2 separate regions of the Mus musculus genome follow, and region 1 is linked to region 2. Evidence: chromatin loops called from intact Hi-C (ENCODE). Cell type or tissue: heart. All regions are shown on one strand. Each heading gives the region's core, and the rest is flanking DNA. Links, peaks and the distances in the headings are about the cores only.

What was found. Peaks named below come from ENCODE experiments on the same cell type or tissue, not always from the same donor. Only the 100,000 strongest peaks of a DNase experiment are listed, where the experiment ranks them.
Region 1: it touches region 2 in a loop (3.0-fold over the local background); 5 of 42 quality-filtered maps call a loop at or near these places.

Annotation. Positions count from the first base shown.
Region 1 is chr9:51,940,166-51,952,789 of GRCm38, reverse strand. Fdx1 (ferredoxin 1) reads left to right here. Exons shown (of 4, transcript NM_007996.2): 3 at 4,084-4,213; 4 at 9,141-9,767. The coding sequence ends at 9,255. Among named protein-coding and RNA genes, the nearest start is that of Fdx1, 17 kb to the left of the region's middle. In heart, for the core only: no CTCF peak of the experiment used is centred there; no DNase peak of the experiment used is centred there.
Region 2 is chr9:51,757,145-51,769,768 of GRCm38, reverse strand. Arhgap20 (Rho GTPase activating protein 20) reads right to left here and starts at 4,418. Exons shown (of 15, transcript NM_175535.4): 1 at 4,158-4,418. The coding sequence starts at 4,262. Gm40520 (a long non-coding RNA gene) reads left to right here and starts at 4,341. Exons shown (of 3, transcript XR_870739.3): 1 at 4,341-5,168. In heart, for the core only: a CTCF peak has its summit at 5,275 (motif pointing right); DNase peaks (open chromatin) are centred at 3,668, 3,858, 4,388 and 4,418; H3K4me3 peaks cover 3,224 bases; H3K27ac peaks cover 1,410 bases; H3K27me3 peaks cover 4,275 bases.

The DNA of each region.
Region 1 (12,624 bases), core at 1,415-9,414, 180 kb before region 2:
ATTTTTAAAACATGTACTTATCTCCTCCACCACATGTGTATAATACTTGTGTGTGAGTACAGGCACACACTTGCTATAACACGTATGTGGAAGGCTAGAGATAGGTTAGAGGAGTTTGTTTTTCCCACCATGTGCATTGTGAGCATAAATCTCAAGTCAGCAATCAAGCTTGGCAACAGTTGTCCTTACCTGATGAACCATGTTGCTGGTAAAAATCATGTTCTTAAAACAGCCTCCGCCCCTCCCCTAAAGCTTCCTCCAGCATTTCCTGTATTCATCATGAACACTATCCAGCTACTGCAGGCTGGAGCCTGAGCAGCAGGTTTTCTCCTGGTACATCAGCATCTTCTCTTCCTTAAGCCTCCAGACGCTTCTTTTGGCTCCATTATCTTTATCACTTGGCTCTATGAAGCCACTGGACCTGTGAACCTGCTTCCAATCGGAGCTCTGAAGCTGGGGTGATTGTCTGATATCAGCTGTATTAGTTTTCTGAGTAAAACCACAAAGGATTTGCCATTGCATTTAAGATTAAATCCATATTCCTCATTGACCTAAAAGGCTACACGTATTATGTTCCCCACTGCTCTTCCCCTCCCCCTCCACTTCTCATTGCTCTTCCTAGTGTAGCAATGCTGACCTCTTAGAAGCTTGAACTTACACCAAATCACCACTTTTCAAGACTTCATGTGCTCCTCTGCCAAGACACCTCTGCCAAGGTACCATCTTTTCTCCCTCATCCCACAAATGCATACTTACTATTCTGTATTAAGTGTCTTTGTATTAGTCCCTTATAGCATACAGGAGAAATGCATAGTAGATGGTGACAAATGTTATGGAAGAAATGGCTGGATTCTAGGGTGTAGGATACTGGGCTTAGGTAACAAAAGAAATCTTCCTTCACCTAACCACCCAGTCCCTAGTAAGGTTTCTCTCTTTACTCCCAACCCATTATAAACTTGGATCGCTTGTGGCACCCAGTCTGTGATAGTCTGTCATTGTCGGGTCTACCTCAGACCGTGCTTTCATAGCATTTACCACATTTCCGTAATTCACGTCTGTGTTCTGCTTCCATTGGTCTCTGGTGAGCAATACAGTCACTCTCAATTTATAACTTACTGTATATGAGGGAATGAGGCAATAAGTGAACCAAAATGGACAGTTGTAAACTTGGGAAGTAATACAATAAATAAATATTCTTTCTACCAACTTGTATGTTAATAGATCAGTTTTTCAGTATTGTGCGTTTCAGTACTCTGCCACTTGGGGGCAGTTACACATCTGTGATTAAATTGATCTAGCTCATCATTTCAAACTTTTTTTCTTCTGTATGTTTCATATGCCTGTTTTATGACTATCCAAGATAAGAGGTCCTAGTAATGTTTATAGAAGTCTGTATTTCTGCTTGCTGTTATGCGTAGCATTGCATTTCTCTTATGCTAGATCATCCTTTGAACAAAATGTTTATATATAATTTTATATTTTCAATCTGTAACTTCCAACATAGCTGTATTCTAGGTTTTGGTTAGGAAAGGGGTTAGGTATGGGTGGGTGGCCCACTTTATCTTAGCATTGTAAGTGGACAGAATGATCTTAACCCAAGACTTTCATATAGAAAACATCCTATTAGCACCCAAATTTCATAAACGGAGAGTAGAAATTTCACATATCTATAGAGTGTGCCTTTATTATCTCCATTCACTACTACTTCCCTCCAGCTTCCTTTAGTGTTTTCTACCCTGTCTTCCTTTAAACTTCTTGACCTCCTTTTGATATTAATAACCCCAAAGACCAATTAGTGCTGCTAACATGCATGAGTGTAGGGCCATCCATCAATTGGGGCATGGCCAACCTACCAGTGTTGTCATGTCCTCAAAAGAGAGTTACTCTCTCTCTCTCAGCAACCATCAACTGCCAGCAGTTCCTTTGCCAAGGGAACTCTTGCATCCATGCTGGATTTTCGACTGGCTTGATCCTGTGCAGGCAATCATAGCTGCTATGTATTGCAGAAGCTGTGCCATGTCCAGATGTCAGCATTTTACAGCTTTCCTCCTCATCAAACAGTGCTTCACACTCCTTCAGGCCCTCTTCCAAAATGTTCCCTGAGCCTTATCTCTACTTTCTTTGTCACTTTGACCAATTATGAGTCTCTGTGTTAACCATTACCTACTGCAAAATCAAGCTCCTTCCACCTGAGTTGAGAACAACACAAATCTATGGTTGTAAACATGAATATTTAGAAGGCAGTTGGACAGCTTAACAATAAATTCCCAGGGCCTGTGGTCTCTCTTGTCATGGACTTTTGACCAGATTTACAATAACAGGCATGAAATCCCTTCTGTGAAGCCAGCTTAAAATCCAGTCAGAAAGTTGTTGATTACCCTGTGACGTGACAAACATGCCACTGTTGCACCAAGGGCACATCTTGCCAATCAGGTTAGTATTGGAGCACGCAGGGTCTAGTGCTGGATGAGAACACTGATGCAGTTTCCTTCCTCAGCCTCCAGCAGCCTGAGAGTCTGACCATTTCCAAATAGTAATTACCACAACCCCTACGTTGCCAATACATATAATTTATTTATACTCATGATTCTTGTAACTCCTAGGTTACAAGAGGTTGGTATAGTTACTATTAAGATAATTGAAGCATGGAAAGTAAAGAAGCCTACCATGACATATAACGGGAGAGGTAGTTATAGGCGGGGAACTCCTATGCTCTTGAACTTCGTGTCTTGGGCCTTCCTGATGCTATCACTACTTTAAAATGGCTTTAATAAAAACGAAGGTGTTTCTCTTCTCTCTTTCTCTTCTATTTCTCTTTTTCTTTCTCTTTCTGTGTCTGTGTGTGTGTGGTTATGTGTGTGTGGTTATGTGTATTCTGTGTATGGTATGGAGTTTTCTTACTGTCTACCTTGTTGAGACAGGTCTCCTTGTTTTTACTACTGTGTTGTGTACTCCAGGCTATCTGGCTAGTAAAATTCTGAGAGATCTTGTGTATAAATATGTGTATGTGTGTTTGTGTGTGTGTGTGTACATATATGTGTGTGTATATCAAATAATTGGCTTTCTGGTTTATTAAAATTACACACTTGATTTCTGTACCTATTTTATTTGCCTGTGACCTGTGGTCACATAAAAATTTCTCACTTGGAAGTGGGACATGAGTGGAAAGTTCAGGAAGCCCTGGCTTATATGGTTGAATTTCTTTGTGAGGAGATTTCCAAATGAAGTCTGAGGCTGTTTCTCAGCAGACTCTGCCTTGATTTGGCTGGATGACATGATTTTGTTAGATTCCTTTGTAGGGTACCTGGATCATAATAAGAACTGAATAAATAACTGTTAAATTAATGGTTTAAAATTGAGCAAAGGTCTGGCAAGATGGCTCAGCAAGGAAAGGCACTTGTCAACCACATCTGGTAACCAGAGTTTGGTCATTGAAACCTGCATCATGGAAGGAGAGAACTAACTCTCACAAGCTGTTCTCTGACTTCCACATTCACTCTGTAATATGATGCACATATGCGCACATACATACATAACACACAAATGTAAAATAAATATAATCTAAATGTGGAACACAAATATTCACAGTATTTGAATCTGTGGTGCTTCTTAAAACATCTTGTTTGATTAAACCCAATTATTTAGAGGATTGAGAGAAAAGAATGATTATCTTTATTTAGGTGTAGGTTAGATGCTTTCTCTTATATAATGCAAGTCCTTATTGGTTGTTTTGAGCTCTCCAGACAAGGTGAATTATGTGCAAATGATTATATGCATCATTGCTATATGTATTTCAGAACGCATCTTTACGTGTCTGTGTGTCTCAGTTATGAACATGTATACATTTTAATATTCGAATTGTATGACCTTCATGGTCCCCTCACATTATCTGTTCAGAACCTTTGTGAAGTACTGAGTGATTTACGACTGTGTGAGGATGGGCGACCTATTCCTGACTCATGATTACTCAGTATTTCAGCCCTTTTAAGTGTGCAGCTGATTCTAAAACTAAAGTGCATTTCGCAGTAGCCAGGTGTGCACTGCTACAGTGGATGGTATGGTCACCTTGTGCTGCTTTGACAGGTGCGTGTGAGGGAACGTTGGCTTGCTCTACTTGTCATCTTATCTTTGAGGATCACATCTATGAGAAGTTAGATGCCATTACTGATGAAGAGAATGACATGCTTGACCTGGCTTTTGGACTAACAGACAGGTGAGTAGATTTTGTTGGTTTTGTTTGAAGGACAGGATTATAACTTTTGGTCAGGGTGACTCACACTCATGAGTGCAGAGATCACAGACATAAGGCACAAAACCTGCCTTGTCAGGTAAGGGTTTAAAGTTGCTTCATTGTTATCAACAACCTGGAAAAGTCTGTGTTAATATTCCTTTAGGTCTTAGGTCATACGCATGAGTAGAAGTGCCCTTGTGGGTATAGCACAAGTCATGAAGTCTGGGGATATTTCTCTTTCACTGTCCACAAGGCCTCCATGAAACTTCTCTTTTACAAGTCAAAGAATTAATTGGTAGTAATATAATTTCTAAATTGTAATATATCTTTTTAGTCTATTTATGCCAGGAATTAATATTTATCACAATTTATTAGGGTGGAATTAAATGGAATACTTTTTATAGTATTCTTGAAAGACAGATTTGATAATTGAACAAAATTATAGTGGAGATTTTTACCTGTTTCAGAGAATTGAGTTTTCAAAGAAACGTAATATATAGTAGTAATTATGTTAAGGTGACTAGTTATTTTTCTAAGTGTATGTTAAAGAAATTAATCAGAGCTTATTAATTAGTAGGTAGAGTTTCTCTTAAACATGGCAAGCTCCATAGAACAGATGGCATTAGTGATACTATTTTTTAATTCTCCAGTCTCAGAGTCAAGGAAGACTTCTCCTGGATTTACTGTTTCAAGGCATAATTAAGGAGGCTTATTACTTACTGAGAGTGGGCTTTGTTTAAGTATATTTTGCTACCTTAATGAATAATTTTTAAAAACTTTATTAGCTTACAAGAATTCATTTTATATTTTAAGCAGTTATGGTGGTAATAGTTTATTTATTTCGGTTTGTTTCTTTTATACTTCATCTCACTATTTTTCATTCTGTTTAGTTTTCAGTGCAAAGGGCCTTGCTCATGCTAGACAAGAGTGCCCTGTCAGTTATCTATATTGGGATAATATTACTATGTACTGTAAAGATTATCATAGTGTGTAGTTCTTACTATGCCACTTTAAACTCCAGCCCCCACCCAGGGAATATTGGATCTGTGGATGAAACACACACAGGCACACGCATGCATATACACACAAGCATACACACATGCGCACACACCTGAATTTCAACCTGCCTTATTGGTTCTATTGCTGGGTGCTTCTAATCTCCCTCGGCTAGCGTGCCCTTCCCAATACTCTTAGCTCAACACCTCTTAAACTGCCCTTAGCTTAGTTGCATTTCTAATCTCCTGCCTGGGGAAGCAGCCTATGGCTGCTCCACCTGAGATCCCACACGGTCTCCTTTTCTCCCTCCGAAGTATGATAAAATCTCCCTTCCTCTTTCTGTATCTCTTTGCCTCTTCCTGCAGGAACCTGGAAGACCCACCTATTTCCTTCAGCCCAGCAATTGGTCCCTGACATCTTTATTAATTGATCAAGAACCAAATGGGGAGTAGGACCTTAGCATCAGAACCACCCCATACAGATTGTCTCTGTATTATTCAAATGTTGATTTCTGTGATGGCAGAGAGTTGAATGAAGACTGGACTTTGGTATGGTTCACATAACTATATCATATTTTGCAAACACTCTCTCATCTTCTGATTGACTTATTAAAAAGCAGATGGTCTATAACAAGGCAGGAAGTAGGAAGTGAGACTTCTGGGAGGAGATAGGATCTCCAGGACAGAATTAGGCACAGGAGATTCACCACCAAGACAAGTAAGTCAGACATATGAAACTAGCCATGTGGCAGACATAGAATAGAATAAATAGGTTAATTGAATTATGAACTAGTTGGGGAACAAACCTAGCTTAAGGCCTAGACATAAATAAATAAGCCTCCATGTCATTATTCAGGAACTGGGGCAGACAGAAAAAAACCAAATGGTTACAAATGGCACCCCATGTTTGGTGCCAAATACTGTTTTTAACAAAATCTCAAATGTTTGATTTTACCAATGGGAGCCAACCAATGCTGGGGTGAACTTCGACTTCCTGTGTGTCTCTCTATCCATCATCCTGACTTCCTCTTACTCATTATGGTTATTTTCTATGTTTACTCTCTGACTGCTGGTTGCTTGCTCTGCCTCTTGACCTATGGCTGACTTTATTTAATCCTATTTACAATAAACAGAAAACTCTTGGATTAAAGGTGTGTGCTAGTGCTAAGCCACACCACAACTAGAAACAGGTTTTTCCAGTAAATAACACAGTCTTAGGGTTCACAGTGTGATCAGAATTCCTTCAACACAGTTCTGTCTCCAGCCTCACCTCTGTCTTATGGAGGTGAGACTAATACCTTTGGAAGAGACTGAGAACACCATACCTTTTTACATGCAAGCTCATTGTGTCAGGCTGCTCTGACCCAGAGCTCTTCTCTGTCCTCATGTGTGCCTGTTCTCCCATCACTACCTGCAGTGCTCTGCTGAGCCTCACTGATAGGTGCTTCACTTTGTAAATTAATAGTTCCTTGTGGAGTAGCCTTGTCTCACTCATCATATGAGCATGTGCCGTGTCTGACTAGCTCACTAAGGCCTCCCAAGTCTAAAGTCTATCTGGATTGCCTTTTGTTTTGTTTTGGTTTGTGGGTTTTGTTTTGTTTTGTTTTTGGCTCTTGCAGATAGAGCTCAGTGCATAATTGGGTATTGTCAAGGCTGTTTCTAGTTCTACAAAGAACTACTGATGGGAGATGGGTTGATTTTTTTTTTTTTTTTTTTTCACCCATCATCAAAACTCCCTATGGTTAACCTGGCTTTCTCATTCTAGGACTCCCTAGTGGTGCCTCACTATGTCTAAACTTATGTGTTACCCTGGCGACTTTTAAGCTACAATTCTCCATGTAAATTTTCTCTTTCTCAAAGAAGACTCTGGGGATTGAATTTGGGACTTTTGGACATGAGGCATGTGTCTATCACCGAGCCACACCCTAGCCCATTGCTTGTCTTGTCAGCAAAACTGAAGCATCTGCCTCAGCTCAGATGTTCCTTTGAGCCTCTTATGTCTGTTACCGTGACCTCAAATGCTCTTCTCAAGCTGGTTTGCCTCTTATAAATGTTCAATCTTGTTTACCCTTCTAGATACCATCTATCCTGGCCAGAAGTATGGGTGTTTCCTCAAAGGGGTTTTATTTTTTCTGCTTGTGTGTCATTTGTCACAGTCTCACATGCTAATTATCAGTGAGTAGTCTCATCTCATCTGTCTGATTGAAAGTTCACTTCATACTGCTGACATTGGCAATTAGTGTCTTCAGCAGCCCTACGAGCAAGCCTTTTATTCTCCATTGTGATGATCAGGCTAGGAAATCATAGAAGTTGCCCTTAAAAATTCTGTCAGTGCTGCTTTTGAACCATTGGTCTGTTTGGCTCTGAATCTTGTGCTTTCCTATGAATACCTCTCCTGTGCCCAACATGTAACAGATGTTAATAAGAAAATATTGAATTGAGTTTTCCATGTATACCCACTAATATACAGTAGTGTATCTATTGACATTTAGTTGTACACCCATTGACATTTACCACTTTACCCTTTGACATTTAGTAGTAGAAAATTTTACCATTATGCGTTCAATAAATGTTTGATGAATCTATTAATGAATTCAATGCCTTTATAACATGCTTTGTCAAAGACTGGTTGTAAGATTAGCCTTTTTTTTTTTTTCCGTATTAGGAGCTGAGCTCAGGGCCTTGCACATGCTAGGCAAGTACTTCACACTGAGCTGTATCTCAGCTCTGTATTTACTTTTTGATGTTGAGACTGGATCGAATTTAATTCCACGCTGGAATTGAACTTACTCCTTAGCTCAGGCTTGCCCTCAACCTGCATTCTTTTTGTCTCAAACTCCTAAGTAACTTAGATGACAGGCTCGTGCCGCCAACCTAGCTTAACACGAAACCTTTTTGAACTTCTAAGAGAAAAGAAAAGTGCTACTGATTAAAATATGCACTGTGTTATATTGTATGCTTACTATATTGTGTGCATTTGAAAGGCTATTTACACTTATTCATATGTCTGTGTGTTGAAAACAAAACGCTCAAGGGAAGCATGACTTGTAGCAATCTGTAAAAGGAGGAGAAGAAAATGGAGTGGTGGTCTTTCTTCCTATAACAGATTACAGATATGCATCTACAGTATTCCTCTAGTGCTGGTAATTTTGGTTTTATAATACTTTTGGACTTACTTTGAAAGGGTTAAAAATGCAACACTTTTGGAGTCAAAATACCTGCTCATTTGGAGACACTGGTGTACCTGTTACAGCTATGACACAGCTGCCTCCTTACATCTAGCAGTAACTTTAAGATGTCCTTGGCTTTGACATAGACCTTGATCTCAAAGGGGGATACATCCTTGCCCTTGATGGTTGGAGTTTGACCTTGTCTGAAGGCGTTTGTAGGTACCGTTTGAGGTGGGATCTCATGTCTAGTTCAGTCTTTTTCCTGGCTGTGTAGCTGAGGACGGCTGTGAACTCCTGACCTCCCTCCATCTTCCAAGTGCTGGGATTAGAGGTGCTTGCCACTGCGCTTGCCTTCAGTCTATGATTTCATTTATTTAGGCATTGAAGACTTGTTTCTTTAGCTTGCTAAGTCACGTGTGTGCCTTCACGCCTTCTGGTTGTTTCTCTTCCTGTCTGCAATCGCACTGAACAGAAGTTTTGGTGAGTTCATTGGGTAACACACTAGAGCCTCATGAAGCTTTGGCCTAGTAGGTTGTGTGATGCTACCTGCTGCTGCCCTTTAGAGGGCATGACATCAGTTAGATGGCATGGATGGTTGTGTCTGTTTCGGCCTAACGAAAACTTAAAAGGTAAGCAAATTCTCCAATTGCTTTAGGCAAGAAAGTCTACAAATATCCTAAACAACTACAGGCATGTGAATGATATGTTCCAATACTAAATGGAGCCTCCTTCATTTCCTTACAGGTCAAGGTTGGGCTGCCAAGTTTGTCTGACCAAGGCTATGGACAATATGACTGTGCGTGTGCCTGAAGCAGTGGCGGATGTCCGACAGTCTGTTGACATGAGCAAGAATTCCTAAGCTACAATAAAAAGAAATATTTTCATTAAATTTTTACCTATTTTTATAATTATTTCTTAGTATAATTAAGTGATTATATGACAGAATATATATCTTAGTGTGAGTAGCTGTGCTGTCTTAGTTCAGTTCTGTAGAACTGAAACTTTGCAGTTTTTATTTTGATTAAATTATTAAAACATCAGTCAACTATTAGAAGGCAGCTGATATAATAAATTCCTTATGTATTTTACCATGAGTGTGTTTGGTGATTTTAGTAAAACATTACTGTGTAATCTCATGTCTGCTTTTTAAAAAGGTAATTTTAAATAGTACCATTAGTGCTGGAAAATTAGGTCAGCAATTAAGAGCACTGACCGTTCTTCCAGAGGACCCAGTTCAAGTCTGACAGCTACATGGTGCCTCATAATGGTCTGTAATTCCATTTCTAGCCCCTAAATACATGTGGTATATTGACATAATAAGGAAAACATTCATACACAAGAAATAAAAATAAAATTTCAAGAAATGTAAAAGCTTAGCATCTTGTTTCATGTGGATGGCAGAGCTCTATCTTGACTAGGATACATCCAGAGAATCTGTACTGGGACCCGAATCTTGTGCTGACTGATGTTCAGAATGAAACTGGAGCAATTAACTGAGGTTGGCAAAGCAGGAGGCAGCAAGCATGATGTGGAGAGGTGTATATAACCACAGAGCTGTGTTACAGAGGACTTCATGTGACCGACCTCTCAGTACAGATACCAGGCTATCCAAAACTGGCAGTGGTTGACATGGCCTGCTGGGACCACTGCAACTGGTCCTTTTCTTCATGGTAATGGTATTTTTATATCATTAGCATTAAAAACTTGTGTTCATATTGTCCATCAGGTACAAGGACATATTCAGAAACTTCACTTAGAGATAAAGGAGATAGTTAACCCTATTCAGGGAAAATCTTGATCCATTTCTGGAATTCTTTAGTTGCCTTAACTCATGAATGATTTCCCTCTCCATAAAGTTTGCCTGCAATACATTGTCTCAAATCCCATGCTACCCACCTCTCTCAGAATCCAACACTCATCTGTATGGTTTTTGTCTTCTTATACACAGTCTGCCCAACATTGTGCCACAGACCCAGAAACTAGAGTGTTTTTCAGCTCACAGATAGTGATTATATATGGAAGATGTTTGACTCTTTACCTGAACCAAAAATAAATTCTTCAGTGTTCACAAAGGGGTTACACAGTGTGTTCTGGAATCAAATATGCTACAATGGCCACAGTGTACTCTTTCAAGGGTAAAACTTAGCAAGTAGCCTTGTGCTGTGTACCATAAATTTACAGATGGATAAACAGGCCATCTCATATCTCTTCCCCACAAGGCTCAGGGAACAAACAAGTGAAAAGGGGCAGAAAGACTGTAAGAGTCCAAGGTTACAGGCATTGGTAGCAAAATTGTGCTGATGCACATGTGAACCTGGAGAGGCTGTGACTTGTCACACAAGACCTATACAATATCAAGCCAGCTGAAATCCCAGCACGCATGGGGGAGGGAGTTAATGAAGGCTCACCTTTAGGTGAGGAGTTGTTGGTAATTGATGGCTACTGGGGAGGGAGAGTCGGTTTTCTTCAGAGACCACGTAGTTCCTGAGATGCTACCACACTTCGCTAGATGGTCCTACATCCATGCACATTTAGGCATACCAAGTGGGTTTTGGCCTTTACAGAACATTTTTTTAATTGTTATTTTATGTATATGGGTGATTGCTTGCATGTAAGTCTATGCACCATGTGCACTTAGTCTTAGCGTCCGTGGAAGCCAAAGGAGGGACCTGTAACTGTGAGCCACTAAGTGGGTACTGAGAAACCAGGGACCTCTGTAAGAGCAGCTAGTGCTCCTAACCACTGAGCCATCCCTCCAGTTCCTGGCTCAGTGGACTTTGAAAACAAGAGGTCATGAAATTGGGGAAAAAAGTGGTAGGAGGGAAAGGGAGCTTACTGCAAGGGAGAGATGGGGAGTGGGTTTGATCAAAACATACGCATACATGAAGTTCTCAAAGAATAGGAAAAATGATTGAAAGATTTCCCCTAAGGAGGGCAAAATGATAAAAGGTACAGTATGTGTGTGTGTGTGTGTATATATATATATATATATATATATATATATATATATATATATATACATAAATACATATACTTTTATTGAGCTACACTGATGAATTTGCCAAATGATTTTTTAAATTAGTGTATAAATAAAGACTTGGAAGATCTTGAAGCATCTTGTAGTTGCTGCTTAATGACTGGAATCCTTTACGTATGGAGCATGCAGTACTATGAGTGTTCTTCAAAGCAATTTATTAATTAGCATTAGTATTCTTGTCCTACACAGATCACCCAGAGCATTTAAGAGTGATACATATCGTAGAATAAATTATTTCGAATTATGAAAGTTCAGCAGTGTGTGCTTGTATAGAGTCTAATCTTATTAGATGGATGTTAAATAATTGGGTTATATAAGGGTGAGTTTTCCAGTTTGAGGAAAGAAACTTTCCAAGTTTGAAACTTGTGCATTATATGTTACTGTATTTGTTTCCCTATTGTCATAAAAATATTCAAAAAACGTAATGTCAAACAATTATCTTTTGTTTCTTCAGATAGCTCCTGCAGGTCAGGAATTACAGTCAGCTAGAAGTGGGACCCTGTGTCTGCTACCCTGTGTCTGGCATGGACACTCATGGACAGAAAGTTGAGGTGCTGTATACTAGCTTCCCTTTCTCTTGCTGGAATAAAGCATTGTCCAAAGCAGCTTGGGAAAGAAAGGGTTTATTTTATCTTAAACTTTACTGTCCATCATGGAGGGAACATAGACAGGAATCTGGAGGCAGAAATTGAAGCAGAGACCACGGAGGGACTGTTTACTCATTTGTTCAGCTACTTTTCCTAGGCAGCCCAAGCCCTCTTGCCTTGTGAATGAACTGTTTACAGTGGGCTAGGCTTTCAGCATTAATTAGCAGTTATGAGAATGCACCCTCACCCCCAGCCCATCCCCATAGGCCAATCTGATGAAAACGATTCTTCAATTGAGTGTCTCTTGCACCGCTGACTCAACAAAAATTAACCAGCCGTGGTAGAGTCATCTGTGGATGACTGGGAGTCTGGTAGGAGTCAGCCAGGGCTTTTAGGCAGTGTGAGTTGGATGGAGCATCCATACTGTGGCCCAGCTTCCTTACAAAGTAAGGAAGTCTTCAAAGTGGCTGTGTTCTAAGGCCAAGCACAGTGCATGTGGCACATGAGGCAGAGAGAATGGACTTTGAAGCAAACAGCATCCCAAGCTTTTTAAGAGAAATCACGTGTTCATTTTGCATTGTCTTTTGAGATACCTTGTGTTGAC
Region 2 (12,624 bases), core at 2,233-10,232:
GGTGAGCATGTGTGGAACTGGATTACCATACACTGCTTTTGGAACTGTAAGATCACTTCAGAATAAAGCAACCGGTTTTCTCGCCGGGCGTGGTGGCGCACACCTTTAATCCCAGCACTCGGGAGGCAGAGGCAGGCAGATTTCTGAGTTCGAGGCCAGCCTGGTCTACAGAGTGAGTTCCAGGGCAGCCAGGGCTATACAGAGAAACCCTGTCTCGAAAAACAAAAACAAAAACCAAACAAACAAACAAAAAAACAACCGGTTTTCTCAAAGAGTCAAGTATATGGCTAGTTATGACCTAGTCAATCCATGCCTAGATATTTACTGCTCCCTACTCAAAGCATAGGTCCATGCAGAATTGTGAACGAAGATTCTCAACATCTTTACTTGTAACAGCCAAGAAGCAGAAGCAATCCAATCGCCAGAGGAATGGGTAAGTGAACTACAAACTGAACATCCCTAGTTCCCAACCCTGGCATCCAAAACTGCCTCAAACTCTGAGACTGTCTGCTTGCTGATTAAGACAGAAGATGGACAGTCTATGCCACATCCTGTGATGGGCTGAGGTCAAAATACAGGTGTACTAAAAACAATGAGCAAAATGATCTTCAGATTATGCACGTAAGAGATATGAATTAATCTTATATTGAGATTTGAATGCCGCTCATGAGTTATCTCATTTTTGTATAACCAAACAACTCAAAGTCCAAAGTATATGAAACCTGAAACTCCCATGCTAAGATATTCAGTCTTTATGGCAGCTCATCAATGAAAGGCACAGACACATACAAATAACCACAGGTGGATACGAAAATTACATCTAGTGAAAGGAAGGCAAAAATAAAAATAACAATAAAGGAATTCACTTACATAAGCTGAAAATGCACGCTTAGTCTATAATGACATAAAGCAGACAGGTGATTTCTTGGGAAAATTCACATTTTCTAAGTGCATACATACACCAGACCTTAGATTTATAAATTCTAAATATGTGAGGTTACTGTCTATCGATTAAACTTCAAGAGAGATGTTAAAATCTTCAGGGTACCAGCCACATTTCAGGACCTGAACAGGCACATGTGGTTACTGGCTACCAGACACGAAGGATGGTCAAGCCTCACCATCTGACCAGGTCCCACAGAACAAACAAACAAACAAACAAACAAACAAACCAAACCACACAAATGCTTCAGACCAGAGGGCAGCAAACTACAGGGTATGTTTATATTGTTATTACATGTGTGCATGCTGTATATGGTATGTGTATGTGCACATACACACACCTGCATGCTATGTGTGTGGAGGCCAGAGGACAACTTGGTGGAATATCAGCTCTCTCCTTCCATGTTAGCGTGGGTTCTGGGCATCAAACTCAGGTTCCCAGGCTTGCTCAGCAAGGGTATTTATCTGATGAGCCGTTCTGCTGATCTCCACTACATGTGAAATTCTGCTGGGGCACAGTCAAGCCCACTCACTTAGGAAGTGTCCATTTCTACTTCAGTGCTGTAGAGGAAGAAGTAAGCAGAGACCATAAGGCTGGCAAACCTCAAGTATTTACTGTTTCTTTAAGGCTTGCTGATCCTTCTCTTAAAGGCAAATTCTAAGGACAGGGGCCACACTGCTCCTGTTCCTTGCTTGCCATGACCCAAGGAATGCTTACGAAACAACTGCTATCTAGCAGGACCCACTCTAGTCTTGAGGACACAGTTGGGAGGGAGGCAGGTAATGGGAAAGAAATAAGCAGAGGAGAAAATGCCAAGTACAATGAATGCTAAGACAACCAATAGAGTGGAAGGCCCAGAATGTGACAGGAGGTGGCTTTCATTTACAAAGGAAGGGGGGGGGAGAAGGGGGAGGGAGAGGGAGAGGGAGAGGGAGAGGGAGAGGGAGAGGGAGAGGGAGAGGGAGAGGGAGAGAGACCTCTAGAAGACCCAAGGTTTGCACAACATGAAAAACAGAAAAACCAACCAACAATTCCTTGGGCAGACATAAAGGGAATAACACCAATGCCTAAAATAGGAATGAATTTGACTTAGTGTATGAAAGTGAAGGCCCAGGAGGCTGAAGAACATACAAAAGTGGGGAGGGTGAAGGAATGGGAGAAGTAGAAGGGACCAAGGAGAAGTGTCTGCGTTTTACTAGGCCTGCAAAATGAATCGCCTTCAGAATTGTAAGCAAAATGAATGTCACCATCAATTCAAATGGAAAAAAAACCCACCCATTCTGGCACTGCTAAATGCAGAACGGGTCACAGAAAGACACGAGGGTGTCGTGGGAGTTTCTGCAAAGGCACAGGTTAGAGATGGGTACTGGGCAGCTCGGACTGCACTGGAAGCTGTGCAGGGTGGAGTGGAGAAGTTCGGGACACTTTGGAAGGGTGGCAGCTGTTGTGGTGGGTTGGCTATTGCTGACTGAAGAAAGGTGTTGAAACCCCATCCTAGATGACAGGCCTGAGTAACCCAGAACACGAGTGTTGTGAATTACAATCACGGGGAAAATGCACACGAAGGGCTAACACAATCGCGCCTATGTGCCATCATCCATTCAATTTTCTCAAAAATCTTGGGGGAGTAGAGATGGATGTGGAAATGTACTAGCTCTTTATGTTTTATAACGAAGGACACCATCCTAGAGATAGTGGCTGTGCCCAGAGAACAGAGCATAGGAAAAAGGACACAGCCTCCCTTCCTTTATGGGACAAGTGCGGCTTGAAAATGATAAAGCTACTCTTTAAGGCTCCCTCCCCTCCCCTCCCCTCCCCTCCGCCCCTTGCTAGCATAATCAGTCGCGGGGCGGGGCCACAGTCTTTAGGAAAACAAATGCTTGATTCTCTCCAATTCCTTAGGTTTACAAAACCAAAACGCTTTAAATCTCTGCCAATTGCCTAATGTTCCTCTACCATCCTAAATTAAGAATGACATCCTGACAATTTCACGTTTTATTTGGAAAAACTGGAACACACACACACACACACACACACACACACACACACACACACACCACATACAGCGCGCGCGCGCGCGCGCACACACACACACACGCACGCGCGCGCGCGCACACACACTCACACACACTGTCTCTGAAGGGTGAAAAAACCCACAAGGGCAAACATCAGCCTCCATACATCAAAGGCTGAGCCGCCACTACTGCCCATCCATCAAGTTCACAGACACCCATAGAGGGCTCTGTGACAGGCCCAAGGTCCTTGGGAGCTCACATACATTTCTATACAGCTATCACCTCTCTTCTTTCACCTCCAGCCAAGCCACCATTCTAGTGGGAAGATTAATGAAAAGCCATAAAATCCGGACATGCAGGGAGCCAGTGTATCCCTGTGAGTCTCTAATTATAGTAATGCAACGTTTTCACATTATTTGTTAGGGAAGAACTAGAATGAGCTCTCATCCCAACTTGTTTCCACAGAAGCTGGAGAAGGCGACACCACTGTAAGGAACAAATATGGCCAAATATCTGAAGGTTTAGTGCTGGAGGAAGGGAAGGGGGCACCCATGGCTACAGCACCCAAATCAATTCCCAGGAGCTCAGAAGCTCGCGGCCCACGTGCACTTGCTCCGGGACCTATTGCAGACTCCTGACCTCTATCGAAATCCTCCCGCTGCACCGTGGACCAGTCAATCACCAGCAAAAGCTACAAGTAGTTACCCGGATCAGTCCTTCGGGTGTCAGGGAACAAGGGCGCCGCCCCCACAGGCAAATGCAAACGTCCCTTCTCAGGGGGTGGTTCTGAGCCAAGCCCCCCATGCCCCGCTGGGACCTCCGGAAACTGCCCGCCCACCGCCAGCCAGCCTAGATCTAGGCCGAGTCAAACCTCCGGATCCCACAGTGTAGCCCACGGCACCCATCTCCGACATCCCCTGGAGGCCTTGGGTGGGCGCATCATCCCTCCCCTCCGGGGCCGCCTACCTTCCTCAGGCTGTCGGGTTAAGACTACCTCGGGAGGCTCGCAGGGAGGCACTCCCCGGGTCAGAGATGGAGAGGCAACGGGCTTCTCCGAGACCGTTTCCACCAGAGAAGACAGCGGGGATCCCGGGAGGTGACCCTCCCACCCCACGCGGGGACCGTTAACCCCTCTCAGCACCAGGCACCCGTGGAAGGCGCGAGCCCATGGAGGGGCCCTCCCGCTCGGGCGTCCTCACCTTCTTGGTGCCAGGGCCTCCCGCGATGCGAGACATGCCTGTCAGCGAGGAGGAGCGCCCCGGCTGCGCCCCTAGAGCATCCTGCTGCGGAGACATCGCTTCCATGAAGAAGATCTGCAAGCTAAGCCCAAGCCGAGGACCGGGTGGCTGCGCGGCGCGGTCCGCTCAGGCCGGACGCCGAGCTGCGGGTGCGGGCGGCGCGCCTCCCGTCGGGGCCATGGACCGCCGCCCGCGCCGCGCTCGTCGCGCTCGCCGCACTCTGCTCAGGCTGCAGCAAGCGCTCCGGGCGGCCGCCCGTCCACGTAGCCCCGCCCCGGCCCGCCCCGCCTCTCCGCGTCCGCCCCGCCTCCTCCGCCCTCCCCGCGCCGCCCGTGCACACTGCCGGGAGCGAGCTCTCAGCGCTTGGCGCTACCGAAGCCACTAACCTTGCGAGGTGCCTCCGCGGGTACGAAGCTTTCGCTGCCGCGCGCCACGCGCCGTGCACCACGCACCACTGCCTCCGGTGCAGCTCCGCGCGCCTGTCCGCTCGCTCCCGCCAGCGTCCCTTCCCGCGCAGCTGCAGCGCGGGAGCCTCAGCGAGCGCGGCTCGCTCGAAGGTGGTGCAGGGGCCGCCAGCCTAGCCTCGCTTTCGCGGACTGCGGAAGGGACCCCACCCCCACCCCCAACCCGGTCCCCGCTCCGCTGAAGAAGGAGTTAGACAAATTTGGAAGCCCTGGTGGCATCGCCGGACTTCGGGGGCAATATCGAACGCTTGCTAGCTAAGCCTGTCAGGGTAACCCAGAGCTGTTGCTTTGCAGTCACAGGGAGCAAGCATGGACAAGCAACCTTGCATGTCTGCACCACCAGCTTCGCAGGCAGCAAGCTGCAGGGACCCTGCATTCTGAAGGAGAAAGCGCAATTAAGAGGAAAATGCAGGCAGAAAGGAGGTTGAAACTTGGCATAGTATCTATGAGAAGGCAACAATATGTGGAAGCGTTGATCTGATATCGCGAGCTCAGAACCTAACTTCCTGTAAGTCCAAATAGTGACCCCTCCCTCTTTTTTGGACTAAATAATAATCAAAGGGCAGTTGGAACAGACCAGGGTTAAGTAGTGTTCGCACTTTGCAGGGCTGGCTGCTGGTGTAAATGATACAGTAGGTGGCATTCTTCCCTTGGAATCAGAACTAGTGTGAAAAAAAAATCACTAAGGATATCACTCCGTGATTGCGAGATGGTTACGGATTCTGCTTATTTTTGTGACAAGGAAAAAAGAAAAGAAAAGAAAAGAAAGGGGGAGAAAAGGAAAGGAAAGAAAAGAAAAAAAGAAAAAGAGGTTTCTTGCAGTTTGGGCGGCTATTGGGGCAGGTTATAAGGAACAGAACTCAGGTGGGCAGTGTTCCAAGCTAGGGGATGCTGTCCAACACACACCCACAAAGACACACCTACACAATCATCCAAACCTAAGATTGTTTGTTGTGGAAATATAAGGCTAATTTTAGTCACATCACACTACATTGTTAAAAGGAAGCTTAATAAATCTCATATATATGTATATACATCTGTGAATCAGGGGTGCTACAGCTGTGGTCCTCGTGCAGAGAAGGGCTTTCACCCACTAATTTATAGGTTGTGCTTAAAGAGGGCTTTGCAGTTCTGTTCATTCACTTGGAACCACCCCCAGGTGCCTTAATCTCTTAATTCTTTGGTGAATGGACACCCTGGCTTTTCTTAATCTGCCTCATTTTTGTTTGTTTGTTTGTTTGTTTGTTTGTTTCAATTCTTTTATCTCCAAATAGTTCACTTAGCCCAAAGAGTCACAGCCATCCAGACATTCTTGTTCTTTGTTGCCACCTGATAGATACTAAGGCAGTGTCTAACATAATAAATGTTTGTTAGTTAAATGAACTGAGAAGACACACAAATGATATAAGAAAGATGCAGAAGAGTCAAGACAGAGCTGGCTGTCATTCAAAGAGCCCCATGGACTATGAAGTATCTCTGTGATGAAATAGCCAGTTTCCCAAATCAAGGTACCCCCTTTTCCCCCAGCAAATGTGGAAAACTTTCACTGTTCATTTTGTCTTTTTATTCCCAAGATGAAATAGCTTGGAACAGCACAGAAAATTGCTCTCTCCACGTTAAGTTTCGAGGCAAGGCTACTCAGGAAATTTGGGTTTGAACAGCCGACAGTAGAGACACATGTCTGTCTGATCACAACACTGCCCTGCTAAACCATTATTTGGTTCCTTGCTGTGGAATAAACCAAAAATGTCATAGTACAGAATGAAAGACAGACCCCCCCCCACACCCCACCCTCACTTCACTTTCTTGCTGACTCTTATGTGTCTTTGCTTCTCACCCTGTTCTCTGTCACCTTGAAATCGTCATACTTTCAGAAGCCCACTAGGACTTTGGACTTGTCCTTCGTGTCTGGGAATTTTCCAGGCTACGTCTCTACCCTCTTTTACTTTACTCCGAAATGTCTAGTATCTGGGGCATAAAAGGTACCTGGTGAATCGTCCTGGAAATCTTCAGGACTGTCAGAAACCGAGAGAAGTCTTCCTAGGTTTATCTCTTCCCCAGCTCCAGGCACCCAGGCTTGAGAGTAGCTCCAGCAATTGCAACAGGAAGCCTTTGCTGAGTGTTTGCTCTATGGGAGACTATGAGTATTTTACAGATATAATTAACTCCCATCTGTATCAGATAGGGTGGGTTCGTTTATTCCCCCACTCCACATAGAAGACAACAGCAGGCCACGAGGACTTTGAACAGTGATGGTAACTTAGAAACTGACCATGCAGCTTCAGAACCTGCGTTCTTCTCAACTACCTGGTCTGCTTTCCGTGCTGCGGAAAGCTTTGCTTCTCTGAGTAACTCACACCACACTATACCAGTGCCGTTTGCTCTACTTGCTTTAAGAGGAAAAGTTGCATTTTTCTCTTCTCTATACCATGCACCCAAGCATGCTGCAGTAATTTTTACAACCTTTTATATTTGAATGGATAAACACACTATTATATACAACCATAGGTCACTTCCATCATTCTGTCTAGTGTGAGGGAGATGTTATACAGAGGAAGACAGAACCCTGGACTAGTCCTTGTGTTGTTTAGACGATGAAAACCATTTTCTATTCACCAGGATCCTTATGCTGTAGGCAAGTGATACCAGGACATGAAACTGATGATAAAGCAATTGAAGCGTGGGAAGCACAATGCTAGACACAAGCAGGATGCACCTAAAATACTGTGAGGCAAGCCTTGAAGCAAAGCACTAGCATCTGGGAAGCTCCAGGAGCAGGCCTGCAATGGACACTAAGAATAAAACCAGCATCTTGCCAATCATCAGAATGAATAGTAGTGAAAACACAAATACTAAAAAACTTCATGCGATGTTTCTTCATATGTAGGACGATTATACCAGGTGCTTGACGAGCTGAAAGGGATAGTCATTATAAATACAAGATGCACTTAGCAGTCATTTCCACTTTGTATCCAAATGCCCTTGACCCACAGTGGAAACTGATGGCCTGAAGTGGGAGTTCAGATATGCATATTTTAAAAATATTGTGTTGCCAAACGTTAAAGTCTGCATATTTCCATATAATTCCAAGTTCTTTAAAAATTTAAGTTCTCTGAGAAATCATTTGGGTCTATTATTTTATGTAATCCCAAACCCTTATGGTCACCACTGAGAACACCACTGGGAAAGCAATGGAGGTGACAAACTGTGGAGGGGAGGAAGATAAAGCATTTAGAGAAAATGAACAGTGCTAAGTGGGTTCATGTTCAAAGTCAATATAACGGTTATGGAGAAATAGTGGCTGACATCTTAGGCTGCAAGAGGTGAAGGTGCACCTGGAAGGGGGAGGGAGAAAACTGGGACTTCTCTTTATAGATTAGCTGTGGATAGAAAGGAAAACAAGACAACCCTCATCAGAGGGAGAAGGAGTCTGTTTATCACCAACACAGTAGGCAGATCTGCTACGGGTGAAGAAGGGGAGAGATGCTAATATTCATTTATAGAACAAGGTCAGAGGAAAAACGCTTATGGAAAGATAAAGTGACCAAGAAAGATAAGACTGGAAAAATACCTATTATTTTTATGAACAGCAGCAGCAGCAGTGTGTGTGTGTGTGTGTGTCTATCCTATCTAGATCAGTTTAAGCGATATGAATGGGATGGGTTTTACAAATGAGAAAGAGCCCTATAGTAAATGTACATGACTCTTTGGAGGTGTGTCTGGGTTGAAAGAGAAAGCAGAAACTAGAGAAGAGAGAGTGATCTGAAGGGAATCAAGGAGGGCCAAGTGAGTTCACATAAATACGGAAGGGAAGGCATTAGAGGTGACACAGCCAAGTGAGTTCACATAAATATGGAAGGGAAGGCATTAGAGGTGACACAGCCAAGTGAGTTCACATAAATACGGAAGGGAAGGCATTAGAGGTGACACAGCTGAAGACACTGGGGCCAATGGTGCAGGACAAACAACACTGATTCTATTACAAAAGATAAGTAGGAAAGAATTGTGGGTAAGGCAGAAAGCTTGGCTAACACATTGTAAGCAAGGGTACTGCATAAGGATTGAGGCTAGGGATTGAGTAAGCATTTCTACATCTTTGGGGATCAGCGAGTTCTGCAGAGAACAGAGGGAAACATATGAGGATCAGAGAATAGATGGTAAATAGAATGCTTTAAATGGGCTCTGAAGAATGAGCAAGGTCAAGACTGTGTTGCCCGCATATTCACAACCCGAATGAATTTATAATGGACTTACCTTCACAAGGCAGGGTTTCTCTTTGGGGATTCTGGAAAGTGGACTGAATTCATTCAGAGAAAAGGTTAGTTTGCCAAATGAGTGGGCATAACAATCGAACAGAAGAATTGAGAATACTTGTTACAGAGTCAAAGCAGCAGACCTTGACCTGGGCTTTCTCCTTGAAGGTTACTGGCTTGTCTTTCTTCTGGTGTCCACACCAAAGTGTTTTGTGGCCTTATTTCTTCCTCCACCCCACCCCCAAGTCCTGGAAATGAAAATTTACTCTCATTTATTCTAGTAATCTTTGAGCTGTGTCTGGTTGTGGTCATACCATATGCTTGCATGTAGTGCTAACTAGTTCCTTATTTCTATCCCAGTTTCACAACTGGGCATCCAACAGACTCACTGATTTGTGAACACTTACTTCATTGGGTGTAATGTTGAGGTCATTAACTTCTTATCACCTCCATCCCTCACCTATTCTTGGTCACGCCTGCCTTCATGTGCTTCATAGTTCAAGCTCAATAGCTTAGATTTCTCCCTTTTTCTTTTCTTCTCTTTTCCTTTCCTTTCCTCTTTATTATTACTTTTATTTTTTTTAGTCTAGCTGTATTCCTGCTCCTGGTCCCCCCTTCTACAGTACCTCATCCCATTCCTCCTTCCCTCTGTCTCTGACCACCCCCACCAGACTTCCCCACTCCCTGGGGCTTCAAGTCTCTCCAGGGTTAGGTGCATTAAATCCAGTCAAAAGAATCCCGCTTACCTCCAGACCACTCACAGACACGGCGTCACACCTTTGACCACCAAGTCGTCTGTTAACTTGCACATTTGAGATTTTTTGTTTTTGACTTTTTCTCTCAGCCATACCCACAGACAATGTCTGAACTACCCCTTAAAACTTTTCTGCCCCCTTTCATGAATGGGGGACACTGAAAAGGGAATTCTTGCTGTTTCCTCAAAACCTTAAACCTAGATTACATTTGAGTCCGCAATTCCATTCCTAAGTATATACTTCCAACAATTTGAAAACAATGACTCTAACACAGTGATTCTCAACCTTCCTAATGCTGTAAACCTTTTAACACAGTTCCTCATGTTGTGGTGGCCCCACACCATAAAATTATTTTCATTACTACTTCACAACTGTAATTTTGCTACTGTTAATGAATCATATTATAAATATCTGTGGTTTTTGATGGTCTTAGGCGACAACTGTGAAAGGGTTATTCTACCCTTACATGGTTTTGACCCATAGGGTGAAAAACATTTCTCTAGCAGGTACCTGTACATCAGTGTTCTTAGCAACATTGTTCAAATATAAATGTGGTATATAGGTGAAATAGCGTACTATTTGCTCACTCCAAGCAATGGACTTTTGATTACGCAGTGCAACACACATCATGTTAGGTACCAAATGCAACCTGCAAATATCCTCCCAGATCTTCCTGCCTGTATCTCAGGGGTGCATTCTTGTTCCTGTCTGACCTGTAGTTAAGCTTTCCCCATGCGCTCAATTCTGTATAGCAAGATGGTACAGAGGCTGCTTCCTGCAGTCCGAGTGTCAGCAGAGTCTTGTGCTTGAGATGCTTAGAAGACTGATCAAGATCAGACACGAGGCTTTAGTCACCTTTTGGTTGTAATCTCTCAAGAGGCTATTTACACAGTGAATATAATCCCAGTCTAAGAGGTTTTAGACCATAGAGGAAAAAGGATCTAGAGAAAGGAGGGGGAAAAAAAAGAAAGAAAGATTCTAATGGGGAGATGCTTGGAACCAAAGCTAGAAAAATAATTTGGGGAAAGAATGTGAAGGATTGTGGATTCTAATAAAAATGTATACATTGATTTTTCTAGGAAATGCGGAAGGAGACTGACATCTGTGGAGTCCCTATTGTATGTTAGGTAGGCTGCATATACATCACACATAATCTTCAGTGATGCCAAAGAGGTAGTATTATGATCCTTTTTAAAGAATTTCATTATGTACATGTGTGTGGATCTGTATGGGAATGTGAATATGACTGCCAGGGTTCATGGGTGCCAGAGGCATTAGATTACCCTGGAGCTAACTATTAATTATAAGTTATAGAAAGTGAATTAGAATTTGAACCCAAATATGATGGATTCCCAAGCCTGGTTAGACTTTAAATATGGACTATCAGAAGTACCCCAGTAATGCTCATACCCAGTCACTTAGTGGGACATAGCTTTGCAGGATAATGCTTTGGGCCTTAAACACTATATTAACATTTGTCATTCTGCCACAGACCTCAAGACACGTCCAATGACTTGCATTTTTATGCTTGTTACATAAATGGACAGCTTGGTACTAAGGGGTATTAAAGTACTTATCGAAGTCCATGTAGCGTGGAAATGCAAGAGCCAGCATCAAGTGTAGGAGCCAAAGCCCATAATTTTTATCACAAAATCTGATGGCAATGTTTTTGATTTTCATGACCACAAACTGAGATGCATCCATTCTCATGGAACATGTGACTTTAAGTATCCTACTTAGCTTTCTTGCAGGCCAAAGGCTTATCATAATCATTAAATATATCTCTAATCCTAGTATCTGTATCTATATCTATCTATACACATATCTATGTATATATCTTACAAAAGCAACTTGATTGTTTAACAAGAAACAGAAGAAGGCAGAAGAAATGCATTTTTCATCGTATTTTAGATTGCTTCATGAGACAGACAAAATTAATTTACCAATCATTTGCCCTCCACTGTGACTTTTTCTTGCCCATTCTTCAGGGGAAAGCCCTATCTGTGACACTTCTCTCTCCTCTGGTGTTTCCTCTGGTTTTCCCTAGGTGTTTGATCTGACTGCATGTTTGTTAGTTCGCTCTACATACTTGTGATACAGTTCTCTGTAGAGGTTTATGGAAATGAATCTTTCCAACATTATTCCTCTGATTCAGGGCTGTGTGATACCCTCTTCCTCTTAAATTACAAATGAAGGGATAAGGGGATGATCAGAGGGTGAGAACACTTGCTTGACAAGTGTGAGATTTTAGACCGCCAGAGCTCACGTGAAAAACCAAGTATGGCTGGCCCTGACAGTTAACCCAGCATTAGGGGAGGGGTGGGGGGGGTGGAGACAAGAAGATCCCTAGAGCTCACTAGCCACACAGTCTCCCCAAAAATGTAAGCTCCTTGTCCAGCGAGAGACTCTGTCTTAAGGCAGTGTGGCAGAGAGTCTTAGAAGAAAGCCATCAATGTGTTGCTTTGGCCTCTGCATGCATGGGAACACCCATTCTCTCCCCCCCGCCCCCCGAGTGTGTGTGTGTGTGTGTGTTTGTGTGTCACATAAACCCACACACATACCCCATACACACACACACTCCATAACATAAATAACCACTAAAAGAACAACCTTTACATATTTGCTACAGACAATGAAAGAAAATAATTTGCAAAAGTGCTTATTACTTTAAAAATAGTAACAAAATAAAAGGAAGTTTGACAAAAAGTTAGATGAAGACATTCCAAAAAAAGTGTTTCGCTTTGCAGCATATTTTAGAAAGCACGCCATATGCAACATTACTCCCTTAAGATTCTCTAGGAGAATATAGAGTTTCATAGCCAAGTATGTTTTGGAAAGTCTGCTCAAGTGACACTGTACATTACTAAACATGTATATGAGAAGCTTTGATAAACTTTGCAGTTTAAAGAAAATCTACTTAATCTCTGGTTAATCTTTTTCTGTCTTACCATAATCA